2 separate regions of the Homo sapiens genome follow, and region 1 is linked to region 2. Evidence: read pairs that join two places in POLR2A ChIA-PET (ENCODE). Cell type or tissue: PC-3. All regions are shown on one strand. Links, peaks and the distances in the headings refer to the core of each region. The heading gives the core; the rest is flanking DNA.

What was found. Peaks named below come from ENCODE experiments on the same cell type or tissue, not always from the same donor. Only the 100,000 strongest peaks of a DNase experiment are listed, where the experiment ranks them.
Region 1: POLR2A ChIA-PET joins it to region 2 with 11 read pairs; 2 of 35 experiments call an interaction of 5 or more read pairs at or near these places.

What each region holds. Positions count from the first base shown.
Region 1 is chr4:38,563,827-38,575,610 of GRCh38, reverse strand. LINC02278 (long intergenic non-protein coding RNA 2278) reads right to left here and starts at 11,608. Exons shown (of 3, transcript NR_146991.1): 1 at 11,495-11,608; 2 at 6,359-6,524; 3 at 1,651-5,159. In PC-3, for the core only: no CTCF peak of the experiment used is centred there; a DNase peak (open chromatin) is centred at 10,120; H3K4me3 peaks cover 557 bases; H3K27ac peaks cover 1,902 bases.
Region 2 is chr4:38,736,216-38,752,930 of GRCh38, reverse strand. It overlaps LOC105374413 (a long non-coding RNA gene), which reads right to left and starts at 8,809. Exons shown (of 6, transcript XR_925231.2): 1 at 8,664-8,809; 2 at 7,470-7,590; 3 at 4,557-4,631; 4 at 4,141-4,228; 5 at 2,192-2,337; 6 at 1-1,499. In PC-3, for the core only: no CTCF peak of the experiment used is centred there; no DNase peak of the experiment used is centred there.

The sequences.
Region 1 (11,784 bases), core at 8,678-11,177, 180 kb after region 2:
GTTCATGCGAATCTCGTACCTCAACCACCCAAGTAGCTGGGATTACAGGTGCCTGCCAACATGCCCGACTAATTCTTGTATTTTTAGTAGAGATGGGATTTCACCATGTTGACCAGGCTGGTCTCCAACTCCTGACCTCAGGTGATCTGCCTGTCTTGGCCTCCCAAAGTGAACTTTTGGTTATTTTAAATAGCTCTAAAAATGTGTTTTCAAATATCTGTCATAGCTCTGACATGATTTGTAGCAAAGCTGAATGGTTGACACAGTCAAAGTTAGGATGGCAATCAATACATTGGGACATCATGCTGGAGGAAAGTCAGCGCTGGCATGAGTGCCAGCCTCTGCCACACCACTCTTGGGATGAGAGCTGCTGCAGACAGTGCTCTCTGCGTGGGTGGATGTGATTTCTGCCAGGACCCTGCTTCCCTGGCTATGGTGCACTGAACTGAGAACTGATGCCCGACCCAAAGGCAGCCATCCATGGAGAGTCCAGTGGCCAGCGGCTGATGCCAGAGCTCCACCCAGCGAGGTCACTGTACCCTGGATGATGAGTGGCCAGTCAAACAAAGCCTCTTTCACACATTTTGAATTTGAGACTTATCAGAGGACTAAGCCAAAAAGTTGGGCCGAAAAAGGCAGACGTCCTGAGAGGAGTCTGCAAGCCATATCCACACGGCAGTAGGAGCCACAACTAAGCGGGAGCCATGGAGGAGAGAAAAGGAATGCAGAGAGGATTTAGCAGCACGAGCAGAGAAAGCAGGGCAGAGCGTGGCTGAGTCATCACACTGGCAGAGCACTAGAGAAGGAGCAACAGATGCTTGCCGTTGAAGCAATGTCAAGAAGAACAGGTGGCTGGAGGTATACTATGTCCTGAATGACATTCCTGGCTCTGCCAGACCCGCCAGGCAGCTGCTAAAACTGCTTCCTGTTCTTCCCTACTTCCTCATAATGAACCACATTAATGCAAGTCACCAGAGCACGTCTCTTTTCCTGGCAACCCGAAAGAGCCTAATCAACACCACGTAATATTCGTATCTCTCTTATGGCACACATCAGGTGGCATGATGATGATTTGAGTTCTATGATTCTCCCTGACTAGACTCCTTGAGGTCAAAAACTGTATTTAATGTCTTTCAGAAGATATCCTCAGCAATGGGGACAGTTTAATAGCATGTAGTAGGTGCTTCCTAACTGTTTGATGAATGAATGAGGAATGTAAATGGTCCTGGGGTCAAAATAGCCATTGCAAAACATTTCTGTAGAGGAGATAAGTTTTTGGTTTCTTGTTTTGTGTGCTATTTATAAGGGGTGTAAAAACTCTTAATCTCAAGAATTTTATTTGAGGCTGGGTGTGGTGGCTCATGTCTGTAATCTCAGCACTTTGGGAGGCCAAGAGTTCAAGACCAGCCTAGTCAACATGGTGAAACCCCGTCTCTACTAAAAATACAAGAATTAGCTGGGCATGGTGGCACATGCCTGTGATCCCAGCTACTTGGGTGGCTGAGGCACGAGAATCGCTTGAACCCAGGAGGCGGAGGTGGCAGTGAGCCAAGATTGCGCTACTGCACTCCAGCCTGGGTGACAGAGTGAGATTGTCTCAAAATAAAAAAAAAAATTAAAAAAAAAGAATTTTATTTGAAACAATGGCTTGGTGAAAATTTTCCTTTAATTTTTTTTGTAAATAAAACACATTAAATATACATACATACATACATACATACATAATTTATTCACCAAACATTTACAGTCTAAGCTCTGAGTATACATTAGTAAGCTCAATGGAGAGAAAGCACATAATAAGAGAGTTCCAGCCCTTGCAGGGCTCTCAGGCTAAGAAAAGAGTCATGTTAGCCCAATTAGGAAAATAAGGCTATGCAGAATGGGATGAAGTGGTGCAAAGTGCTGAGGAATTTTCTTGGTGAAATGTGATTTTGAATAAGACATGGCAAGTTGCACAGAAAAGCACTTGCTATTAAGGTGACATGAGCATCTCTTAAAACAGTGATTAGGCTGGGCGCGGTGGCTCACGCCTGTAATCCCAACACTTTGGGAGGCCGAGTCGGGAGGATCACAAAGTCAGGAGATGGAGACGGTCCTGGCTAACACGGTGAAACCCCATCTCTACTAAAAATACAAAAAATTAGCCGGGCGTGGTGGTGTGCGCCTATAGTCCCAGCTGCTGGGGAGGCTGAGGCAGGAGAATGGCGTGAACCCGGGAGGCGGAGCTTGCAAGTGAGCGAGATTGCGCCACTGCACTCCAGCCTGGGCTACAGAGCGAGACTCCGTCTCAAAAAACAAAAGCAAAAACAGTGATTAGCGATTTCCTTTACATTGTCAGTTTAATGAGACAGGAGATTCCAATTTCAGCCTTTTTATAGTTTTTGGGAATGTATTGGGTTGTGGGTTCCACAGTGTACTTTCTCCTGGGAAAGTACACTTACCAACTGTCTTGAGGCAAGGTGTTGTTATTACTCTTTCAAATGAGACAAGAAATCACTAAATATTGTATCCCAAATGAGACTTAGCAAATAGTTCTCTGATATAACAGAGTTGCATAAACTTGCTGATGTTTTTCAAGAAACTGAATGAGTTCAGTTTGGCAATGTGAAGTTGCAATATCACCATGCTTACATTTGCTGATAGCATGCCAGCAATTAAGTTGAAACCTAACTTTATGACTCAAAGAGCAAAACATTAATTTTATCACACTCAAGCTTTGAGCAATAGTTACTGAGATACTAAGTTTAAAAAATAAGTAACATTGTTGAATTTCTTGTTAGATATTATAGATACATTTGAGAAACATCTTCCCAGTGAACACTTAAATTAACAGAGGAGATTGTTTGTAGAATTAAACTTTGAAATAAAACTTCCCATTGCTCAGACTTTCAACCTACTTACACTTTGGCACAAGTTTAATTTAAGACTATTTTGAATGTTCCAGGTGTAATTTAAACAGGTATGCTATTTAAAAAACAGTTACCAGTAATGAATCAGAATTTTCTCAATACTGTGCAAATAAAATACAGAAACAAAGTGAGTGTTAAAACTGGTATAAACCTGCAATCCCTTATCCTAAATTTAAAATTTTCACATTGGTCAAAATAGAATAAACTGTGTTTTTTTTTTCCTGTGCATCCTCCTTCCGGTGACAGCAGCTCGATTTTCCTTCGAGACCTGGATGTATGCAGGACCCACCATGCTCATTTGGGATACACCATTGTGTTGGCCACAGGTTCAGGGATGGACATGTGAGGCGGGCCAGGTCGCTGAGGCTTAGTTCTGGGACTGTGGTGGGCTTTGGTAGGAAAGGAAGATTGCCGCTTGTAAAGGTGATTCTAAGCCCAGCGTTCCTGGGGACTACCAAGGATGCTCATGTTGAGAATGAAGCAGCTACTATAGAGGGGACATGGAGCTGAGAAATCAGCTGAAGCTTTGATAATATTCTTTCAGCCCCACAATCAACTGATTCCTGAATCCCAGAACCCCTCCTGGATTTATATGGGTAATAAATCTTCTTCCTCCCTTCCCCCACTTTTTTTTTTCCTGAGTTAGTTTGAATTGAGTTTTCAGTCACTTGCACAGAGTGCAAAATCTTGACTCATGTGCAGACGATTAGAATTGTTCTCATTGGTTAACTTAAGAATAAGCAAGCTTAATAAAGTTAAGATTATAAAAGCACGTTTGTACTAATGAAACATCACCCGCTTGTTTTTGTTGTATACATTCATGTTTTACATAAGAATTACTTGAAACAAGCTCTGTTGAAATATGAAAATTAAAAAATAAATGTATAAAAATATAAAACCTCTACAACCCCCCGGCCTACAAATAAAGTCAAATCCACGTGTAGCAAGTCATTCCAGACCATTCGTAGTTGGTCCTGACCTCCTTTCCCTCCTCAGACCTTTCATTCCTTCCATGCCACATTTCTAGAACTCTGTCCAGCTTTCTCGGCTCCTCTGCTCTTCTGCTTCTTGCTCAGTGTCTGTTCTCTGCTCAAAACACCACCTTTTTCTGCTCTTTTTTTTCACTCATGCTTTAAGGTTCAGCTAAAGAGCACATCCTTGTTAAAGCCTTCCAGAGTCTTCCCATAGAGAATTCCTTGCTCTTCCTTCTGCTCAGCCATCCTCACAGTCCGACGTGTATTACTGCTATGTGGACTTAAGTGCATTCTGTCCAGTCTGGAGTCTCACAGGCAGGGCCTACATTTGGTTCATCTGTGTATCCCTCCTGCTTGAAGGCTGTCTGCCACATAGTAGATATTCAATGCATATTTGTCAAATGAAATTTCAATATGTGGCATCAGGTTGCTTATTCTCTTTTTTACTCTCCTACATGCTACAGGCAGGCTTTTCTCATCTAGGGTGTAAAAGAAGCCATATATACTCAGTAGTAGTTTTGTTGGCATTCACAGTCATCAAACACCATAAATGACCCATGTTCCAGCCATTCAAAGAGTCCCAGTCCAAGGGTGAACTTTTATTAGCTCTATTTATTGGCCCAAACATAAACTCCTTGGTTTCAATGGGACCTTGAGCTGAATATAGAAACGCACAGATCAAAGAGGCTCCAAGGTCATTCAGTATTGTGCACATTACCATTCTTTATCAATTCAAACTTCAGTTGAGTGGTTTAGTACTTTTTCCTTGGTAGTGTTTATTTATCACAAGAATAGGAGATGCTTACCAAGGACTTTACAAGTATTTCAAAACACATCCAGCTATCAGGAGGCTTGCTTTGTAACCAGCTACACTGGGCGTGTCACCTTCTTTGGGCATCACTCATGCCTCGTGTCACCTCTTTCAGGCTGCTTAATTGACTTGCGTGTTTTGGACCATCTGACTTGGTACTGACTTCCCATATTTCCTGAATAACTAATGATAGATATTATATTTATGAGGATTAACCACTCCCGATTTCAGTTGGACTTGTTGGACAACATTAAATGCTCTTAAACTGGCCTTCTCCTATTCCTGATGGACTTTCTTGGGGATTAAGCACTCCATCCCACTTTACCCTGTATCACAGTCATGGCATCCTCACACTCAGAAGAGAATTCGTGTCCAGAAGAGTTCATGCTTTTAACTGGAGGACAATTTGTGGTGGTGACCTAGTTCCCCCTGAGTGATTAGGAATGCTTTCTTTGTGAAAACCATCTGCAGAGAAGTGAAGATACAAACATTAGGTTTGTTGGGATGGGATAGGGTCAGTGTAGAGCTATCAAGTCTAAACTCCTGTCTTTGAGACTGAAATCTGCTGGATTGTTAGTGGGAGGAAGAAAGGGGTTGGCAAGAGAGAAGACACAGTTCCACGCCCTTGGGCAGTCAGTCCTTCTTGACTGGACTATACAAGCAAATTATAGGTTGGAGGACACTGTTTGGGACATGTACTGACATGTTAAAAAGAGATGGCTGCTCTGATTTTCCGGCAGTCAATCCCATCTTAAACCATTTTATTTGCAAGTTTACCTTCTATGTTGATTTGGTTGTCTATTGGTAGCCCTTTCTGGGCTTATGCAATTGCTTCTTCCTAGCAGTCAAGGCTGGGGAAACATCACAAGAGTTGTAAACTCAAAGGAGATTTTTTTTTAATGTGTTTGGTGTGGATGTGTTGCTTTTAGTGATTAAAACCTGAACAATTCAGATAACTTTCCTCCTATTCTCTTTAGATCTTTTTGTTATTTTCCTGATAATGTACAATTATACATATTTTAGAACATAGAATAAAAAAAGAAATATGATCATACGTGACTATTTTCTGATCCCTGGAATCCATGCAGGGACAGTATGTTGTTAAGGAAAGGGCAGCTTTGGAATCTGTTGAACCTGGGTTCAAATCCTATCACTGGATCCTTCTCAAGTGTAGAATAGAATGAGGCTATTATGAGGTTCAGAGAGAATATGTATTATAATACCCTATTCTTTTTTTTTTTTTTTTGAGACAGAGTCTCACTCTGTTGCTCAGGCTAGAGTGCAATGGCACGATCTTGGCTCATTGCAACCTCCACTTCCCAGGTTCAAGTGATTCTCCTGCCCTAGCCTCCCAAGTAGCTGGGATTACAGGTGCCCACCACCACACCCGGCTAATTTTTTTTTTTTATATTTAGTAGAGACGGGGTTTCACCATGTTGGCCAGGCTGGTTTTGAACTCCTGACCTCTAGTGATCTGCCCACCTCGGCCTCCCAAAGTGTTGGGATTACAGGCGTGAGCCACCGCACCTGGCCAATACCCAATTCTTGATAGTGTACTTTGTTGTACAATAGGAATATTTTAAAAGGTAAAACTAAGTGGAGAGTATTTTTCCTGAACCTTTGGTTAGTATATATAACATGCAAGAATAGAATAAACTGCTTACTATTCCCAGAGATTCTGCCATTTCTGTAAGAGGTGGTGGTGGGTAACATCTTCTTTGCTTGCAGACTTCCTCTTATCACATTTTGATCTTGAGATTGGTGGATGTCTTCCTGTATCCTCAAAGGACTTATGGTTTAGTGGACACTGAGAGTAGCATCTACTTGTTCCTGCAAAGATTTGAAACAAGGGGCTTATTGGCCATCTCTCTCAAAAGGCCCTGGCCAGAGAGAAGGAGAAAGAGGAAGTCAAGAGATTTGGGAGTTGGAAAGAGATGAGTGCTCTCTGTATCTGCCTGGCAGAGTAAAAGCTCCTAAGTGCAGAAAACATAATGACTGCCTTTGTTTGCTGGAAGGTTGCTGGTGTCTTTGATTTTCAAGTTTCAGCCTGCTTTATAGAAGCAGGCAGAATGCGAGAGATACTAGATTCCCTTGAGTCCAGCAATTCGTAGTGTCGTGATATTAAAAAAATATTTTAATTCATTAGCATGCAAATTCAGGAGGAAAATAAGGAATTGTTGCATAAATGCATGATATTTTTAAACCTGATAGATCAAAAGCATTATAACTTTGTGAGAAAAACTACAGAATGTGAAACATATTGTTATTAACCCAGCAAAGTCATCTTAATCATGTAGTGTGCATTAAAACTATTGCAGATATTTATCTTCTCCCACCTCCACATTTCCGTTAAAAGTGGGAGAGGGTGAAAAAAGTTTGTTTCTTCCCTTCTATGCATTAAATATATTTTAGTAGCTACCTCTGTATAATTTATTATCATATAGGGGATAAAAGTATGAATGCTTTCTCAATTTGAATGCCAACTCCACCTTTTATTAACAAACCGCTTAACCTCTCAATGACTGGTCTCTTATAAAACAGGGTTGTTATGAGAATTAAATAAGTGAATATATATGAAATGCTTGGCAAGTAAGCATTATGTACATGTGATACTTCTTCCTCTTTTTTTTACATCATCAATTTATCCTCACAAAATTTTTGTGAAGAAGATGAAGCAGGGGTTATTAAAGTCCTTGTGGAGAATGTAAAGCTCAAAATGACAGAGTAGCTACTTGGGGATCAAACATCTAGCTACCTACAAAAGTGGCACTCAAATTGAGGCATCCCTGGCTTGCCACCATATCTCCTCTTATTTCAGGAAATTGTACACTTCTACTTGGTCTTCTCCTGAATGCTCGGTGGGGTGAATTAAGCACAACTCTTGATTGAGTAGGCCTTCTTCCAATATTCATTTATTGATTGAATAGAACAACTAAGAAGTGGGTATTGCAGAAAGTAATATTTGGCTAACATTCCTTGATATAGTATCACAAACATTTAAGCATTTTATAGAACTTTTCCCCCCAGAGTAACCAAATGTTTGCTATTATTACTCCTTCAGTTAGATGGGATAAAGACAATTGGTGCTTAAGCCATTATTATGCCAAATTCAATAACTAAGTGTGAACAGGTCCACATGCCTGATGATATAACACAAAAGTCATATTACCGATGATGTAGTCATTGAAAATGAAACATTTACACAACCGAAAGTATGATTAATCATACAAGAGATCTATTTCCATATCTTTTGTCCACAACATGGCTATCACTACTTTTAATCAAAACACTGAAGCCTGAATCACTCTGGTAGGGCTTGAACAACAGCAACTATGACAGGGAACAAAACCTAGGAAGAAACCCCTTCATTTCGTTTATGTGTCTACTGGAAGCTCCAGGAGTGGGAGACGGGGAGCAGCTAATGTCGATGCATGTGGAAGAGAGATAGGTGGTGAAATTGACCGTAACATTGGGGAGCAAAGCTGAGAAAAAAGGCTACCGGGGCAAAGTGCTTGTTAGTAATAGACAAACGTTGCTATAAGGAAGTTTGTTATATTTCTCTCAAGTTTTAAAAAATATTTCTAAGCCAATTTCACATAATATATAACTGAGAGAAACCTTAGGACTTATGTGCCGTATTGTTTCACGTTTTTTGGTGAAGTAGGCAAAGGAAACTCAGGGAGGTCGAGTAATTCTTCCAATGTCACACAGCAAGCTAACAAGCTTGGTAATTGCCAAGTCAACAGTAGGTTACCAAGCTAGCTTGATAATTGCCAAGTCAAAAGTAGGGCTTTTGACTCTTTTCATTCAGCAGTAGCTCCCTACTAAATCCTGTGCCTGTTACATCATTAGCACTCCACAAATATTTGGTGAATAAAAGAACAAATGGCTCCCTGTCTCTTGTGGCTTTTGTCTGTGGACCATTTTTGTACTCCAAATTGGTGAAAAGGCTAAAGAGATTGCAATGTGCTTTGTGGTTGGCCATGGAGTTTGAGAAAGCAAAGTTTCTAGTCTTGGCACAAATTCAGAGATATTGGAAAAATGATCCCACTTCTTTTTACTTTTGCATTTGCCAAGGGGGGTTAATTCAGCAGAGATGTGGCTGATGAGAGGGTCAGGTTCTAAAGTCAGCCCCAAGATGAAAATCACAGGTTATCAAAACTACTCATGCAACTCTCTTAGGGAGGTGTCATGTCAGAGACTGGCACACTGTCTCTCAGCCAGTTTTCCCTCCATCATTGGAAAGCAGGGCTGTTTTCTTGTTTGAGTATCAGTGAAGCAGTTTGCTTGAATTTTGGGGTCATGTATATGAGAAATGTGTATTTTAAGCAAGAGACTGCATGGTGAGTTATCTATGAGCATGCAGTCAGTTCAGGCACAATAGATTCATTTCTCATGTTCACTCTGGGGCACATGCTTTTTAAGACCAACATTCATTCTCTCTCTCTCTCTCTCTGTCTCGTATATAATTGAACTTACAAAAGTTGAGTGCATGTAAGATTCAACTTCACTGTTCTACTTAGTCCACGAGGAAGACTGAACAAAACACTAATACAGGTACCCTAGAATCAAAATCTACATGGAAAGTATTTATTTTATTTTGTGGAGCTTCCTAGATAAAGATATGATTGCTGAACTTTAGAAGTAGATAAATTCCTTGGCAGTGCTATGATTTTTTTTTCTTTTTGCTGTGGTGGCTTAGAAAGAAAAAGGAAAATAAAATGTTTTAGTATGGATATGGCTGGAAAAAGGAGAATAAATTACCTGACTACTGAATTTAGAGAAATTTAAATGCAAAAGGAAGTCGTTTTCCAACACCCCTCCCCTCTGGTAAAAAAGCAAACAAAACAAAACAAAACCAAACAACCTTGGTTTACTCAGACTTACCCTTCGAGACTTGGTGCAGGCATCAAAACCTTCTATGGCTACCAATATCCTCAATAGGCTGTTTGTTCTTTCTGCACCTCTCTCTCTTCCCTTTTCCCTTTTCATCCTACACGTCTCTACTCTCAAATCTCCTTTCCCACTCCTGTTTATATTGGAGTCTCACAGCGGACACAGACCATGGTCTCATGGAGGCCTTTGTAAGAAGTTACTAAAGTTACTAAAACTAATGTGTTCCTACAGACATTATGAAGGAGGACTTCGGACAGAGACAGCAAGTTGATTTCCTGGAGCAATACCTAGGGAATTATTCTTTTGGCTCTGAGAGGATGATATTTTAAGTTGTTACATATTTGCTGATCTTCAGGAGATTGCTGGAACCATCCTGCATGTACAGGAAGCTTGGGCTCTTGGCCCAAATTGGCTCAGGGTCTAAATATTTGGAAGATGAATACTTGGAAATGCATTTAAACATTTAAAGCATTTTATTTATTTTTCCAGTGAGTCTCATTGTTAGTGCAGTACAACTTTGCAGCAAGACTGTATCTGCTGAAGACATGAACCTTGTGGACAAGCCCAGGCCTGGGCTCCACCTCAGGTCTTGGCGGGAAGCCAGAGGTGCATGTCTATTGGCTAATGTCCACACTCCTGAAGTGGGTTATTATTACAATCCCTCACCTTAAACGCCTGCATTCTAAAGTCATGCTAAGGGTCTGACCCAAATGGAACACTGGAACACACACAGACACACGCACGCGCGCGCACACACACACACACTTTTCAAACCAAATGTTGCACTATTTCCTTTCTTTTGTCAGTGCTGAATCTATATTATTATTGTCAGCTGTTAACTCTACACTGATGATGCACTGTGGTCAGTTTCCCTCTCTAGCCTTCCAGCCAAGGTATCTTTTGGCTGCTATATGCTTAGAGGAGGCAAACTAATATGAATGTATTAGATTATGTAAAACATAATTAGGGAGGGAAATTTGCTGTAAAAGCATCCTATGTATTTATAGAACTCAGAGGAAATTATAAGCAATGTGGGGGGAGATTTCATGTTCTTTAGACTCACAGATAAACTCTAGGACCTAAGTGATTGGAACTATTTCCCTATCGCAATCAAATTATCCAGATAATTACCAAATATCTACTTTGCTATGCTACAGAGTCACAAACGCACATTGTCTCAATGGCACGGGAGTAAGCATCAGCTTCATTTCTAATAGGTGAAGTAGAAAAGGGGGCCGGGCGGAGGGGCTCATGTCTGTAATCCCAGCACTTTGGGAGGCCAAGGCGGGAGGATCACGAAGTCAGGAGATCGAGACCATCCTGGCTAACATGGTGAAACCCCGTCTCTACTAAAAATACAAAAAATGAGCCGGGCGTGGTGGCGGATTCCTGTAGTCCCAGCTACTCGGGAGGCTGAGGCAGGAGAATGGCGTGAACCCGGGAGGCGGAGCTTGCAGTGAGCTGAGATCGCGCCACTGCACTCCAGCCTGGGCAACAGAGCGAGACTCCGTCTCAAAAAAAAAAAAAGAAAAGAAAAGGGGTGCGCTGGGGTGGGGGGAGTATGGGAGTACACCTGGCCTTGGTAATTGACACTGTAAGGTGTCTTAACAACAATGATAACAACCATCTCAATAGAATTTGGGATGTGGTAGCAACAGTAAAAATTATATTAAACTGGGCCCCATGCCCAGACTATCAGCCTCAAATAAACAAAGTACAAGAAAAACACTTCAAGAGGGACTAACTTGTGAATCAAGGAAGCTAAATAAGCCAGAGACGTGCTCGCCGGAGGAGACAATGCTTTCACCTCCTTGAAAAAGCTTTTGCCCAACCTAATTAAAATGCCCCATCTAATTAAAAATCTAACCATAATCCCACTGACAGCCCCTAGCTCCACCCCTTACCATTGTCACGATGCTCAGTTGAGCCCCCTTAGCTGAAAAATTATTGAAATAGAGTGGATTTGAGTGCGCAGGCATAATTCCCAGCCTACCACAGAGTTGGAGGCAAAGACGCTTAGTGATTTGCACAGTGGTTGGTGGTGTCTCACTCAGCAATGATGTATGACACGGATGAGTGCAGAGCGGCCATCTGCTGTTGAGGAGGGTGACAGAAAAGTCTGTTCTACTGTGGCAGATGACTCTCCCAGTGCTGGGCAGCTGGCATAGAGTGGACAAAGTTGGACAGGGCAAGT
Region 2 (16,715 bases), core at 6,974-9,473:
GTTCTTGGGAGATAGGGAATTCTTTTTCCAGTCTAGTGAATGCGGTTAATAAGTGGAAAAATAAAACTACTCTCCGTGAAGGGTCTTTGGAAGGGTTACCAGGACACGACAATTAAAAACAAATTAAAAGGCTGTATCATTCACTCAGCCTCAGTCGCCTCCCACAGTCCTGAGGGAAATGAATCTGCTTCAGTGCATTGGAGGGGTAACCGCTCTTCCTGAATGGTGTCGGGTAGGAGGAGGGATACCTGTGTATGTTCCTCTGTGGCGTCCCAAATGCTCCTTCATGAATTGAGGAATTGACTGGACAGTCATTCCCCTAGACCTCACTACAAATTAGACTTTTGTTCACCTGTTTCAAACGAATGTTTTTTAGTGCTTTGCATAGTGTGAAAAACAATAACAAACCCCAGGGTTTGGGTCATCTTGGATGAGTCACTTGAATCTCTGTGGCTCTCAGTTTCCTCTCTGTAAAATGAAAGTGTAAACTAGATCAGTGGTTTTCAAACAGTACTCTCCTGAGTCCTCCCTGAAGCTAGAACAACTAGGAGGAAGAGAAATGGAAGAATTAACTGAGCAATTTAGCCCGTTTGCGTCTGTCGTCTTTGACTTCAGACCATTTTCAATACAATCTGGTTGAGCAGTTAATTCTAACAAACCTGGTTCTGGGATTTGCTAATCTCTCAACAATTCCAGGTGACTCCCAAAGCAGGAGCCACAGTCTCTGCACGGGCTTGACCCATATTGTCATGTTTTGGAAGGTGTGGAAGATTCCTGCCAACATCATAGCATCATGTTATTCTCAAGGAGACTAAGGAAGACTTAAAACAACCCATGTGGGTGCAGAAGGTGGCCCCGTGGCCTGTGTTGAAGTGGGATCTCACAGATCCACATTGTATTTTCACAAATACATGTGAGATTTTCCACGAGATTCTGCAAGAATTTCCCTGTGAGTCCTTTCTTGAGTTCCAAAGTTGGGTAATGATGAAACAGAAGAGTTCCCTGACCCCTCTCACAGGACGTGAAACAAGGGTGTGGCTTGTCTGTTAGATTGCTGACACCACTCAAACCCCTTACAGGATGGAAAGCATGCAGATGGGCAGGTGCAGGAGTCCAAGTGGGCACGTGTTACAATGTGCTCTTTTAGCCGTCTGCGAATGGCTTGAGTGTTAGCGAGCAAGGGCAGAGGGCCAGTGTGACAGCTTTATGTATCCCAAGCTCTTGTCCAGCATCCTGGAAGAACTGGGTCACACATGCACTTGAAGGATAAATGTGGGGGTCTTACTGAATGGCGGAGGTGGCTCTCAGCAGGATGGATGGAGAACCTGAAGGGAGGACGGAGTAGGAAGATGGGCTTCTCCTGGAGTTTGGCCTTCCGGCAGCTGAACCGCCCCGGGCTAAACTCTTAGTGTTGAGACATTCCTCCTCTTCTCTCTTTCTGCCGCAGCATTTTGACATTCCTCTGCTTGTCTCCTTGTCTGCCCATCTGCTTCTGGAACCTGGGGGTTTGGGGTTTATATGGGTACAGGATAGGGGGGCATGGCGGGCCAAAAGGCAAATTTTGCATTCAAAAACAGAAATGCCTGTTTCCATTTAGGGCCGAGGGTCTCTGGACTTCAGGGTGGGGCCTTTGCCAGGGAACCACCCTCTTCTACCCAGTATTTCCCTGTCTCCTATCCATATCAATGAGGCTTTTCCTGTTTTCTAAAATGCTTCAGTTATTCACTAGTCTAGAAGTTAAAATCATTAGAGTTGTTGCTTGTTAACCTACTCTATGGATCCTCTCTCTTGTCTTGAGATCAGAAACCATGGCTTTTCACTATGAATCCCCAGACCTGGCAAAGTCCTTGCCCTACAGAGGTGACTGTTTTCCAAAAATAGAAACAGCAGTATTTCCAGTTTCACATGTTTTTCCACAAACTTTCCATTTCCCATCATGAGGCAGAATCTATTCGTCTTCTCCAGAGACTCAGGATTGGGGAAGGGCTGACTCCGTGACTGTCTTGATAATTGGAATGCTACAGATTGCTTGACTTCCAAGGCTATGTTATAAAAAGCAATTAGGCTTCTGCCTGCAGCTCTCTCCCTAGGGATGTTCACCCTTGAAACCAGCCACTGGGTTATGAGGAAGCCTCAACTAGCTCATGTGGAGGGTGAAAGATGCCCCCAGCCAACAGCCAGCTTCACCCACCAGGATAGATGAGTGAATTAATGAGCCTTCAGTTGATCCCATCCTCCAGTTCTCAAGTCTTCCAGCTGAATCCTCAGACATTGCAGAGCAGAGACGGGGTATCCTTGGTGTGCCATGGCCAAGTCTTAACCCACACAGTTGAGTCTCTGAGCATAATAAATGGAGTACACCACTAAGCATTGGGGTTATTTGAATCCATAATAACTGCAACAATGGTGGATGACAGACACTGAATGCATTAATGAACGATTGGCCATGGGCTCTCTCAAATTCCTGAACCCACCTCGGGAGTAGAAAAGATAAGAGGTATCCTAGCATATCAGTGGAAGGGTACTGTGTTTTTCTAAAGTTTTAAGGCATAAATATTTATATTTATAAATATCCAATACTACAGTAGAAATGATTCTTTTAAAAGTCAGCGTCCTATTAAGCCGTGAAAAGACATGGAGGAAACTTAAATGCATATTACTGAGTGAAAGAAGCCAATCTGAAAAGGCTGCACACTGTGTGATTCCAACTATATGACATTCTGAAAAAAGCAAAACTATGGAGGCAGCGAAAATGTCAGTGGTTGCCAGGTGCTAGCTAGGGAGGACAGGAAGAGTTGGCGCACAGGGGATTTTTAGGGCAGTGAAACTATTCTATACGACACTGTAATAGTGAATACATGTTGTCATACACTTGTTAAAACCTGTAATATTTGGGTGACGATGATGTGTCAATGTAGATTCATCAACTGCAACACATGTCCCACTCTGGTGGGTGATGTTGACAGTGGGACAGGCTGTGCGTGTGGCGGGTGGGGACAGGGGAAATATGGAAACTCTCTGTACTTTCTCATCAATTTTTTTTCTACTCAATTTTGCTGTGAACCTAAAACTGCTTTAAAAAATAAAGTCCATTTTTAAGAGGGGTCATTTCAATATGGTCTTATTTGTCTAAGGACCTGGTGCTCTTCTTTTTCTCTCCTCCACCTTCTCACAAATAAACAGATTGTGCAGTCATTGGCAGAATTTTTGGTATTTGTATCACTGCATTGGAGCTTGAGGGTAAAGTTTCATTATGTACACCAGGAGTTAATTTACCTCGGGACTTATTCTTTCTTTCTTTTCTTTCTTACATGGAGTGTGTGTTATCTGGGAGCTAATTTATTTCTAACATAATTTAAGGAGTCGTCTGTTTTCGCCTTGAGTGACAGTGGAAAAACTGTCAGCCTGAAATGTGAATGGTTTAGGACGAGATGAAAACAAGGACTCCAGGGTAGTTTGAATAATGAGCTAAGCATTCATTATTCTTGGTTTTTCTCTCTCCAGCATTAATAAGCAAGTGTTTTCCAAAAAGTATCAGTGGAATTATCATTCTTAAAACTGACCAAAGTAAATGTTATGTTTAATTTTGTGTTTTAATTAAAACTAGATGTTATAATATTATTATATCTATTTGTTTATTTGATTTCTTCTCAGAAAATATAGCAAATGACCACATAGTTCTCAGCGGGTGTTTGAATGAAAGGTGATTGTTCAGGGCTTTCATGGTTTTTAAAGCATTTGTAAGGATGATTCTTCATGTTTTTGATTTAGGCTGAGTCTTTAATCTGATTTATGTGCACACACTTGCTAAACATCTTGGAGGAAGAGTGGTGCTCAAGTTGTGCCACAGAACTCCTCCAGCCTCCATGGGCGGAAATTGATGGCAGTTTGGTTGAACTGGGAACCTGCAGGCCAGGGAAAGTCATCACCAGAAGCCTAGGCTGACTAGAGGAATGTTCAAGGCCTGCTTTCTGTGAGTTTTTCACATAGAAATGATTACAAGAAGCATAGTTTTTTGTTAATTAAAAATGGTTTGTTGTGAATATGTATTTATTGATTGTATTAGTTCGTTCTCACACTGCTATAAGGAACTAACTGAGACTGGGTAATTTATGAAGAAAAGAGGTTTAATTGACTCACAGTTCCACAAGCTGTGCAGGATGCATGGTTGGGGAGGCCTCAGGAAACTCACAATCATGGCAGAAGGACAAAGGGGAAGCAAGCATGTCTTCACATGGTGGCAGGAGAGAGAGAAAGAGAGAAAGAGAGAGAGAAGGGGAAAGTGTCATACACTTTTAAGCAACCAGATCTTGTGAGAATTCTATCATAAGACAGCACTAGGGGAATGATGCTAAACCACTAGAAATCACCCCATGATCCAATCACTTCCCACCACGCCCCACCTCCAACACTAGGGATTACAACTCAACGTGAGATTTGGGTGGGGACACAAAGCCAAACCAAATCGTTCTACCACTGCCCCTTCCCAAATCTCATGTCCTTCTCACATTTTAAAACACAATCATGCCTTCCCAATGGTCCCCCAAAGTCTTAACTCATTCCAGCATTAACTCAAAAGTCCAAGTCCAAAGTCTCATCTGACACAAGGCACGTCACTTCTGCCTATCAGCCTGTAAAATAAAAAACAAGTCAGTTACTTCCAAGGTACAATGAGGGTACAAACATTTAGTAAATGCTCCCTTTCCAAAAGGGAGAAATTGGGCAAAACAAAGGGGCTACGGGCCCCATGCAAGTCTGAACCTAGCGGACAGTCATTAAATCTTAAAGCCCCAAAATAGTTACCTTTGATTCCATGTCTCGCATCCAGGGCATGCTGATGCAAGAGGTAGGCTCTCAAGGCCTTGGGCAGCTCTGCCTCTGTGGCTCTGAAGGGTACTGCCCCTGTGGCTGCTTTCATGGGTTGGCATTGAGTGCCTGAAGTTTTTCTGGGCACACAGTGCAAGCTGTTGGTGGATTTACCATTCTGGAGTCTGAAGGATGGTGGCCCTCTTCTCACAGCTCCACAAGGCAGTGCTCCAGTGGAGACTCTGTGTGGGGGCTCCAATTCCACATTTTCCCTCCACATTGCCCTAGTGGAGATTCCCCATGAGGGCTCCACCCCTGCAGAAGACTTCTGCCTGGAAATCCAGGCATTTTCATACATCCTCTGAAATCTAGGTGGAGGTTCCCAAGCCTCAACTGTTGCACTCTGCACACCCACAGGCTTAACATCATGTGGAAGGTGCCAAAGCTTCTTATGGCTTTCACCCTCTGAAGCAGAGGCCTGAAGCATATCTGAGGCCCTTTATGCCAAGGGTGGAGCTGGAGCAGCTGTGATGCAGGGTGCCATGTCCTGGGGCTGCACAGAACAGAGTGGGGGGCCCTAGGCCTGGCCCACGAAACCATTTTTCCCTCTTAGTCCTCCAGCCCTCTGTCTCTAAAATACCTTGGAGGCATTTTTATATTGTCTTGGCTATTAACATTTGGCTTATCTTTACTGCAGCAGGTTTGAATTCCTCCTCAGAAAATGGGTTTTTCTTTTTTACTATATGGCCAGGCTGCAAATTTTCCAAAGTTTTATGCTCTGCTGCTGCTTAGGAATTTCTTCTGCCAGATACCCTAAATCCTCTTTCTCAAGTTCAAAATTCAACAGATTCCCTAGAGCAGGGGCACAATGCCACCAGTCTTTTTGCTAAAGCATAGCAGAATGACATTTACTGCAGTTCTCAGTAAGTTCCTCATCTCTAAGTGAGACCTCATGAACCTGGCCATCTCTGTCCATATCACTATCAGCATTTTGGTCAAAACCATTCAACAAGTCTCTAGGAAGTTTCAAACTTTCCCTCATCTTCCTGACTTTTTCCAAAGCCCTCGAAACTCTTCCAGTCTCTGCCCATTACCCAGTTCCAAAGTCACTTCTACATTTTCAGTTATCTTTATGGGAATGCCCCATTTATCTGAAACCAATTTTCTGTATTAGTCTGTTCTCACACTGCTATAAAGAACTACCTGAGACTGGGTAATTTATGAAAAGAAGAGGTTTAATTGACTCACAGTTCCACAGGCTGTAGAGGAGGCATTGCTGGGGAGGCTTAGGAAGCTTACAATCATGGCAGAAGGGCTAAGGTGAAGCAAGCACATCTTCACATGGTGGCAGGAGAGAGAAAGAGAGAGAGAGAAGGGGAAGGTGCCACACACTTTTAGACAACCAGATCTTGAGAGAACTCCATCGTGAGAAACCACTAGGGAGATGGTGCTAAGCCATTAGAGACCAATTCCCCCATAATCCAGTCACCTCCTACCAGGCCCCACCTCCAACACTAGGGATTACAATTCAACATGAGATTTGGGTGGGGCCAAAGAGCCAAACCATTATCACTGATTGATTAATAAATTATTGAATTGATGTCTTTTAATTGATTCTTTAGTTTTATCAAAGTTTTATATGTACAAAGTTTAACAAGTCAAATGGTTTCAGGCCAAGCATAGTGGCTCAGCCTGTAATCCCAGCACTTTGGGAGGCCAAGGCAGGTGGATCATCTGAGTCAGGAGTTTGAGACTAGCCTGGACAACATAGTGAAACCCTGTCTCTACTAAAAGTACAAAAATTAGCCAGATGTGGTGGCGTGCGCCTGTAGTCCCAGCTACTTGGGAAGCTGAGGCAAGAGAACGGCTTGAACCTGATAGGCAGGGTTGCAGTGAGCCGAGACATGCCACTGCACTCTGGCCTGGGCAGCAGAGTGAGACTTTGTCTCAAAACAAAACAAAACAAAACAAAAAAATGGTTTCATAAGGTTTCGTCTTTTTTTTTTTTTTTAGACAGTCTCACTGCGTAACTCAGGCTGGAGTGCAGTGGTATGATCATGGTTCACTGCAGCCTGTATTGCCCAGGCTCAAGTGATCCTCCCACTTCAGTCTCCCAAGTAGCTAGGACTATAGGTATACACCGCCATGCTGGCTAATTTTTGTATTTTTTGTAGAGATGAGGTCATTATATTGCCCAGGCTACTCTTGAGCTCTTAGGCTCAAGCATTCCATTCACTTCAGCCTCCCAAAGTGCTGGGATTGCAGATGAAAGCCTCTGCGCCTAACCAAGGTTTCTATTGAAAACCAGCAGACCTCTACATGCCCTTTTCCATCCAATTTCCTCTCCATGGAGGCAATTACTTTTGTTTCTTATAGCTGTTGCTTCTGGAGTTTGCCCCCATATTTCTAAATTATATGCTTATATCACTATTTTTCATATTCTCATCCATTAAATGGGTTTTTAAACTTCATAAGGTTAGTGTGAGCATTAAAAGGAATTAATTCAGTCTGGGTGCGGTGGCTCATGCCTGTAATCCCAGCACTTTGGGAGGCCGAGGCGGGTGGATCACCTGAGGTCAGGAGTTTGAGACCAGCCTGGCCAACATGGTGAATCCCTGTCTCTACTAAAAATACAAAAATTAACTGGGCATGGTGGTGCATACCTGTAATCTCAGCTACTCAGGAGGCTGAGGCAGAGAATTGCTTGAACCTGGGAGGCAGAAGTTGCAGCGAGCTGAGATTGGACCACTTCACTCCAGCCTGGGTGACAGAGCGAGACTGTGCCTCAAATAAATAAATAAATAAATAAATAAATAAATAAATAAAACAAAAGGAATTAATGCATTAAAAATAAGCACTTTTAACAGTGCCTGGCACTACTGTTGTTATATTGACTTTTCAGTTTTTGTTATTATCTCTTGTCTTTTTATTATAAAATAATTATGATTCAGTTTTGTTACACCATTTACACATCTTTCCCTGAACACCTCCTCCTGTCATCTGACAATATATCTCTATCATAAATTAAGATTAATATTTAGTGTTTACATAACTATGATTTTAAAAATATCTATAGCTGAGCCACATAAAACATTATTATATTTTCTTTCTTTTTCAATTATTTGTTTTCACTGGAGGTTATCATCTCATTTTTTTCTTTTTTGCTTAGTTTTCTATGTACGACAATCCCCCTTATCCATGGTTTCACTTTCTGTGGCTTCAGTTACTACATATTCAACCCCAAAAATATTAAGTGGAAAATTTAAGAAATAAAAAGTTTAGGCCGGGCGTGGTGGCTCACGCACCCTTGAGATCCCAACACTTTGGGAAGCTGAGGCGGGTGGATCCCTTGAGGTCAGGAGTTCGAGACCAGCCTGATCAACTTGGTGAAACCCCGTTTCAACTAAAAATACAAAAATTAGCCAGGCGTGGTGGCGCATCCCTATAGTCCCAGGAGGCTGAGACAGGAGAATAGCTCGAACCTAGGAGGCAGAGGTTGCAGTGAGTCAAGATCACGCCACTGCACTCCAACCTGGGCGACAGAGCAAGACTCTGTCTCAAAAAAAAAAAAAAAAAAAAAAAGAATTATCCACAAGGTCTGTGCTCCCTGCCCATTGGTTGCTTAGTAGCCATCTTGGTTATCAGATCAACTGTTGCAGTTATCGCTGTGCTTGTGTTCAAGTAACGCTTATTTTACTTAATAATGGCCCCAAGAGTACTGTGCCTAATTAAATTTTATCACAGGTCTGTACATATAGGAAGAAACATAGTATATGTAGGGTTCAGACTATCTGTGGCTTCAGGCATCCACTGGGGGTCTTGGAACATATCCCCACGGATAGGAGGAGACTCCTTACCTCTACTGAAATCATCCCAAACCCTGCTTCAGAAATGGAAATCTCCTCTCCATATGTTCTGCCAGCGTAAACCCTTTTTTGGAAGATATCCTTCCTGGAGCTCTCTCTCCCCTTGCTGCAGTCTGGACTGGCTGCTCTCAAAATCTGCCACCCAGCTGTCACCCTGGGATTTCCTTTTCTTAACCTCAAAATTCCTTTCAGTTCTCCTCTGTATTGGATCCTCTTTTTTTTTTTTGGTCCCATGACATCCTGTTTCTCATTTTACACTTTCATTTTGGGTGAACACATCCTCCTGCAGCTTCCAGATCATGAATATCTATACAATTCTTTCAACCTCATACATGATTGATATTGGACTAGGTTTAGAATTCTAAATTGAAGATATTTTTTCCTTAGAAATTTAAAGATGTTGCTCTCCTAGCTTCCAGTGCAGCTATTGGGAAGTCTGATATTTTACCTGTTTAATGAGGCATACTATTTCCTTTCTGAATGTATTTAGAATCTTCTTTTTGTCCTTGGAATTCCAGCGTTTTATAATGATGTGTCTTGGTATGGGACTTTCTAAACCCCTTATGTAGGAGACCCTGTGATGCCTCTCAATATGAAAACTCATGTCCTTCAGCTCTGAAGAATTTCCTTTTTTTTTTTTTGGACACAGAGCCTTGCTCTGTCACCCAGGCTGGAGTGCAGTGGTGCGATCTCAGCTCACTGCAACCTCCGCCTCTTGGGTTCAAGTGATTCTCCTGTCTCGGCCTTCTGAGTAGCTAGAATTATAGGCATGCCACATCATGCCCAGCTGATTTTTGCATTTTTAGTAGAGGCGGGGTTTCACCATGTTGGCAAGGCTGGTCTCAAACTCCTGACTTCAGGTGATCTACCCGCCTTGGCCTCCCAAAGTGTGGGATTACAGGCATGAGCCACCATGCCTGGCCTGAAGAATTTTCTTGAATTATTTTTTGAATAGTTGCAACCCTTCTATTTTCTCTGTTCTCTCTTTCTGGAACTCCCATTTTATTTGAATATTATAGTTCTTCATCAGGTCTTTAATTTTTTCCTATATTTTCCATCTCCGAAATATTTTTTTACCTTCTCAAACTCTGAAAGAGTTTGTGTAAAATTGGTGTTATTTCTTATGGGTTTTGTGTGTGTGTGTGTGTGTGTGTGTGTATTTTCCATCTCTGAAATTTTTTTTTACTTTCCCAAACTTTATCTTCTGACATTTCTACTTCATGTAACTTTCTAATTTCCTTCATTTTTTTCCTCTGGACACATCAATTATAGCTTTTTGAAATTTTCTTCTGCTTTTTAAAAATTATTTCTGCTTCTACTGAGCTCTTATAAAAATCTTATTTGTTTTTATCTCAGTTTTTCTATTAGAAAATTTCTCAGATGTTTGGTCTTCCTTGACTCTTTTCTCATATTTAAAAGTGAAGCACTAAAAAGCTGATTGTAAGTTGTGTAGTGTGTGTGTACATGCATGTGTATATGTGTGTGCATATGTGTGTATGTGTGTGCATGCACATACATGGTGGTGTTGAGAGCTGGAGGGAGCTCGCCAATGGATGAACTTTTCTGTACAGTGATCTTGCTGGGCTGTTTCATTGGGAAAGTCCCATTTTGTAGTTTCTTTTGGTCTTTTCTCTTAATCTAGACAGTTTCCTCAAATCTTTTTGATTTGAGAATTATAAACCTGACTGCCATCATTCTGAGACTGGAGTGGAGGGAAAGGGATGAGCCCCACAGGGTGTAGAACTCCAGCTGATCCCCAGTTTTCTATATGGTGCCCTGCCGTGATGTCACTGAGGCTGGAGTCTCTCTGGCTAACCCTCTTTGGAGGGTCAATTCTGGACTTCTGAGATGGGAGATAGCGGTTGGCAGATCTGGAGGCATCTGTGCATCTCTGTTTGTACAGGCTTGTAACCAGTCTTCTGTTCTCAGCCTCAATTGCACCCTGGGCCACCAACTCCTGAGCCACAACTTTCTGAGGTTCTGTGTCTCAAATCATCCCGCTTCAGGCTGCCCCCAATTGGTTCTAGCTTCCTTTGGTCAGCTAAGCTGGTAATCACTTGTTCCGTATGCTCTCCAGCTTCCAAAATATTTCTTTTTCCTTTCTACTTTCTTTTTCTCTTTGTCCTTGTTAGTTAATATCTTTTTTTTTAAGCCACTCTCCGTTATTTTGGTGGGACTGGTGAAGCTGGGGGCAAAACTGTAAATGATGTTTTTATTCTTTTATTTATTTTGATTTAGTATTATTATTTTATTTTTCATTCGGAGTCTTGCTCTGTTACCCAGGCTGGAGTGCAGTGGTGCCATCTTGGCTCACTGCAGCCTCCACCTACGGGTTCAAGCAATTCTTGTGCTTCAGGCTCCTCAGTAGCTGGGATTACAGGCATGCACCACCATGCCTGGATAATTTTTGTATTTTTAGTGGAGATAGGGTTTCACTGTGTTGTCCAGTCTGGTCTTGAACTCCTGACCTCAAGTGATCTGCCCACCTCAGCCTCCCAAATTGCTGGGATTACAGGTGTGAGCCACTGTGCCCAGCCTGATGTTTTTAATTTACCAAATTTAATGGGTCTTTTTAGTGATGGAATTCAAATAATGTAATGATGAAATATAAACTGAGCTGCATTAATTTAATTCTAATTAGATCCAGGTGACAGAGCGCACGCCTGTAGTCCAGCTACTTAGAAGGCTGAGGCAGGAGGGTTGCTTGAGCCCAGGAATTCAAGGCTGCCATGTGCTTGATCACTGCTGTGAATATCTACTGCACTTCAGCCTGGACAGCATAGCAAGAACCTGTTTCTAAGATAAATAAATAAATCTAGCTGGACACAGTCTTAACTTTACATTTTTCTTGGGATGCAAAATTTGGTTGTTGTTATAGGATTGTATATTCCCATAAGTGTTCTATTTGTGTCAAGTATTTAGAATAAAAAAAAGGAAAGCTAAAAATCAATAAGCCTGAAGGAATTAGAAGACAAACAGAAAATTTTACTTAAAGAAAGTATAATAGAAGGAAGGACATAACAAAGATTTCTTTTAAAAAGCCAAATGAACTAGATGACACTGTACAATTCAGCAAAGTGAAAAGTAAAGCCTTCATGAGGATGATCATGAACAAAACAGAGAAGGCTTACATCACCAATGCTGGAAACGGAAAAGGAAACATCTCACCTTAGATGCTGAGATGGGAGGATTGCTTGAGCCCTGGAGGTCAAGGCTGCAGTGAGCTGTGATTGCACCACTGCACTCCAGCCTGCACAACAGAGTGAGACCCTGTAGTTGAAACCATGATGCTTTTTTTTTTTTCCAGCATAGGTGTTTCTCTAAAGAGCAAGGTCTGCTTCTGGAGACAGACAAACAGTTCTGGGTTCAATATCCATGTTGAAAACTCACCTGAGTCACTTTGGTCAGACACAGCTCTTGGTTCCTTCTATAATCTCAGAATAGATTTGAAACGACTCCCTTCCTCACAATTATGCTTCCAGGTTATAATTCTGCTACATTTATTTATGTAGTTGCTTGTTTATTTAGCAAACATTTATTAGCAAGCAAGTCCAGAGCCATTTCTGCAGCTGGTTCTTTAAGGCTAAAAGAAGCCCCAACTCTCTGTCACTTTAGGTGCTTCATCTACCACATTGCATGACAAGGTCATCCAAAGCAGACATGCTGAACCTTTAGAGACAGGATTCTGTTACCTTGACAGCTGGCATTGGATGGAGAGTGAGCTGTGATCCTCTGAGTCATGGCTTTACATGGAACCAGTTAGGGCTTTAGCCCAGAGCTATAGCTCAACAGTGAAGACTACAGGGGTCAAAGGTCATTATATTCTATTTGTGGAATTGTGCGAGTATCTGTAAAATACTTTAGCCAAGCCACATATTTTAAACACCTTTAACGCCCAAATTAGAGCCTATTTCTAAAATCCATCATGCTATTTGACAAGTCATTAGGATCAGAAATAAAAACCTGTGCCTGACATTCCCTATGCTGATTGGCAACACAGTAGCTGTTGGTCAAGATACAAATAACTGAAGCATGTATAGCAGCTGCTGCTTGGGCACAGACTTCCTGGATCGATTGCCCCATGACCACCTGGGTTAGAATTCTTGCTTAGAATTGACAACCTGGGCCTGGCACAGTGGCGTTTGCCTGTAATCTCACTACTTGGGAGGATGAGGCAGGAGGATCACTTGAGTCCAGGAGCTCTAGGACAGTCTGGACAACATAGTGAGACCCTGTCTCTAAATACAAAAAATAAAAAGAGAATTGACCACCTGGGTTGTGGCCTAATGAAAGCAACACATATGATGTCACACAGTATATATGGAAATACTTAAAATAAATTGGAGATATTGGAACAATCATCTCTGCCACATCTTAATTAATAATCTGGACAAGTTAGTCAACATTCCTGCGCTTTCGATTATTCATTTGTTCATGCACATAGATTTTTAGGTCAATAAAATAATGTACATAAAGTACTTAGAATCATGTCTGATATAGAAAAAAAAAAAACCACCCAATAAGTGGTAGCTCCTCTTACTAACCATGTAGTGCATACCACTGTACATCTTCTGCTTGCCTCTCAGAAAGCCTTGGCTCTTGTCCAAGTTTGGTCAATATGGAAAGAGAAAACTGAGGTCCACCCAGATATGCTACATGCTAGTACATGCTAAGCTGACACAGTGCAAAGGCAGGCCCTAGGCTTACAAACTGGAAAAATTCATTTTCCTCAGTGTCCCCAGAGGTTACGCATGATAAGCTCCTTAGAGACTGATGTATAAATCAAACTTTCAATTTATAAATTATCATGAGCAATTTAGTTACCAAATGCATTGGGTATTTTAGTTCCTAGAAGTAAATGCTAATATCTTTAGGATGAGTTTATTTTATACAATGAATACATTCCTGAAGACTGCATTATTCAAAACTTACGTAACTCAAAGCAATTTTTCCCACATTAATACATTTAAAGTATGAAAGAGTAGATTTCCAATGCACATAAATCTACACCAGTTGGGTACATAATTGCTTTTTAATGGTGCTTTTCATTTCTTCGGCATGATCTCTGATATTTTGCAGAAATCAATCTGCTGAATTATAAGCATATCATATCATAATGGCTGTCCGGTCTTCTGCAAAGCCTTTTTATGACATCTAAAGTGCAGAATAAATGCACTGCTTCTGGTGCTTTTCTGTGCCATCACATTATGAATGCTCACATGACATGGCCATAGGATGTTAACAAAGTATTTTCAATTATAACAACATTTCAATTGTCAACAAAATCACTTGGAGTTCTGAGCTATGCGAACAACAGCGTAGTCTATGAGATATCTGCAAAAGGAAGAGAGGATTTCTGTTTTAGAACTGAAGTGGCACGTTTACAATTCACTTGTCTGAGCAGCTTTGACATGAGCAATTCTTGATTTTATTTTAATTTGGGGGATTTGCACCATTTCTCATTTTGAGCACAAAATGAGACCTTATAAATGTTCTGTATTACACAATTTCAAATACATGTAACTCAAATTTACCTAAAACATGACTGTGTTGTAACTGACAAATTATTGCCCTTTCCATCTTTTCTTTGTCAAGGAGGATTGCGTAGGAGAGAGACCTTGGCTTGACCAGGGAGATCTGCATCTAATTTAGTTCTTTGTCACTTACTAGTTGGGTGGGACTTCGTTTCCTTATTTGAGAAATGGGAATTATAAATGCCTGACATAGAGGGTGATTCTGAAGATGAATGATACTATCAAACACTTACTAGGGACCTTCCTATAGGCCACCCAATTTATTTTTATTTTATTTATATTTTTATTTTTTTTTTTATTATTTCACTTTAAGTTCCAGGGTACATGTGCACAACGTGCAGGTTTGTTACATATGTATACATGTGCCATGTTGGTGTGCTGCACCCGTTAACTTGTCATTTACATTAGGTATATCTCCTAATGCTATCCCTCCCCCCTCGCCCCACCCCCTGGAAGGCCCCGGTGTGTGATGTTCCCTACCCTCTGTCCATGTGTTCTCATTGTTCAATTCCCATCTATGAGTGGGAATGGTGTTTGGTTTTCTGTCCTTGCGATAGTTTGCTCAGAATGATGGTTTCCAGCTTCATCCATGTCCCTATAAAGGACATGAACTCATCCTTTTTTATGGCTGCATAGTATTCCATGGTGTATATGTGCCACATTTTCTTAATCCAGTCTGTCACTGATAGACATTTGGGTTGGTTCCAATTTATATATATTATTGCATTAATTTTACTGAAATTCCATGGAATAGACATTATTATTCCATAGAGAAAATAGGGCTCATGGAAGTTAAGTAATCTCACTCAGGCCAGATAGCTAATAAACAGAAGAACTGAGATTCAAACTCAGGTATGAACGGACTTCTTTTTTTTTTTTTTTTTTTGAGATGGATTCTTGCTCTGTCGCCTAGGCTGGAGTGCAGTGGCGTGATCTTGGCTCACTGCAACCTCCGCCTCCCAGGTTCAAGCTATTCCCCTGCCTCAGCCTCCTGAGTAGCTGGGACTATAGGCGCGTGCCATCACGCCTGGCTAATTTTTTTTTTTTTTTTTTTTTGTATTTTAGTAGAGACGGGGTTTCACCATGTTGGCCAGGATGGTCTCGATCTCCTGACTTTGTGATCCGCCCGCCTCAGCCTCCCAAAGTGCTGGGATTATAGGCGTGAGCCACCGCGCCCGGCCAAACTGACCTCAAATCAAGACACACTCCTCCTTACTGGAACTAAATGAAATCATGTCTATATTATGCCCAAGAGTAATATCTGACATGCTAGCTGTAGGATCTTGTAAAAGAAGAAAGAAAAAAAAATTTACAAAGAATAATATCTGTCATAAAGCAGATAATAATAAATGGAAATTAGTATTACCATTGTTATGGAAACCTTCTTCCCCATGTCCAAAACACACATACACACACACACACACCATCTGTACACTAGATTGCTTTAATCTTCTTCTACTCATTTTCCCACACAGAATGTTTATATACGTACACATACATATACACATACCTGTACATACACAGTATGACGAGAGAAATGAAATTTCTCAAGGCCTTTCCAGAGAACTTACAAAGACAAATACCTACTGCTTTTCATCCCAGTCTCTGCCTTCATCTTCACGTGTCATTGTCCATTTCCCTGATGATGTCTCGTCACATCATCTTCCCTCTGTGTGTGCGTGTCTTTGTGTCTGAATTTCTCTCTTTCATAAGTCACACCAGATTAAGCCTACCATAATGACTTCGTTTCAACATGATGACCTCTGTAATGGACCTATTTCCAAAGAAGGTCACATTCTGAGTTACTGGGAATTAGAATTTCAATGTATCATTGGGGGGGACTCCCAGTGTGCAAGAGGGTTTGTGTGTGTGAGAGAGAGAGAAAGAGAGAGACAGAGAGAGAATACACGTGAGCAGAGCTAACACTGGACAAAAGCATTGTGGGAGTTGATATGGATTTGTTGTTGAAGCCCATTTACCTGCTAGAATCTCTTGGTGTCTGGCATGTTGGATGTGTTAACTCATAAATCTTAGGATTGCAAGTGACTCAACTTGAACTAGATTAAGCAAAGAGGGAATATATTGAGTTATATAATCAAACCATAGAAATGGCAGGGGTGGCTGGGTGCGGTGGCTCCTGCCTGTAATCCCAGCACTGTGGGAGGCTGAGGTGGGTGGGTCACTTGAGGTCAGGAGTTCGAGACCAGCCTGGCCAACATGGGAAATCCCATTTCTATTAAAAGTACAAAAATTAGCTGGACTTGGTGGTGCATACTTGTAGTCCCAGCTACTCAGGAGGCTGAGGCAGGATAATCGCTTGAACCCCAGAGGTGGAGGTTTCAGTGAACCGAGATTGCGTCACTGCACTCTAGCCTGGGCACAGAGTGAGACTCTGTCCAAAAAAAAAAAAAAAAAAAAGCAAAGGAGGAGTAGCCTAGCCTTAAAGAGCCAGGGACTTGAACACTGTCATTGCTGTCATTTCTCTCTTTCTTTCTCAGCTCTTTTCTAC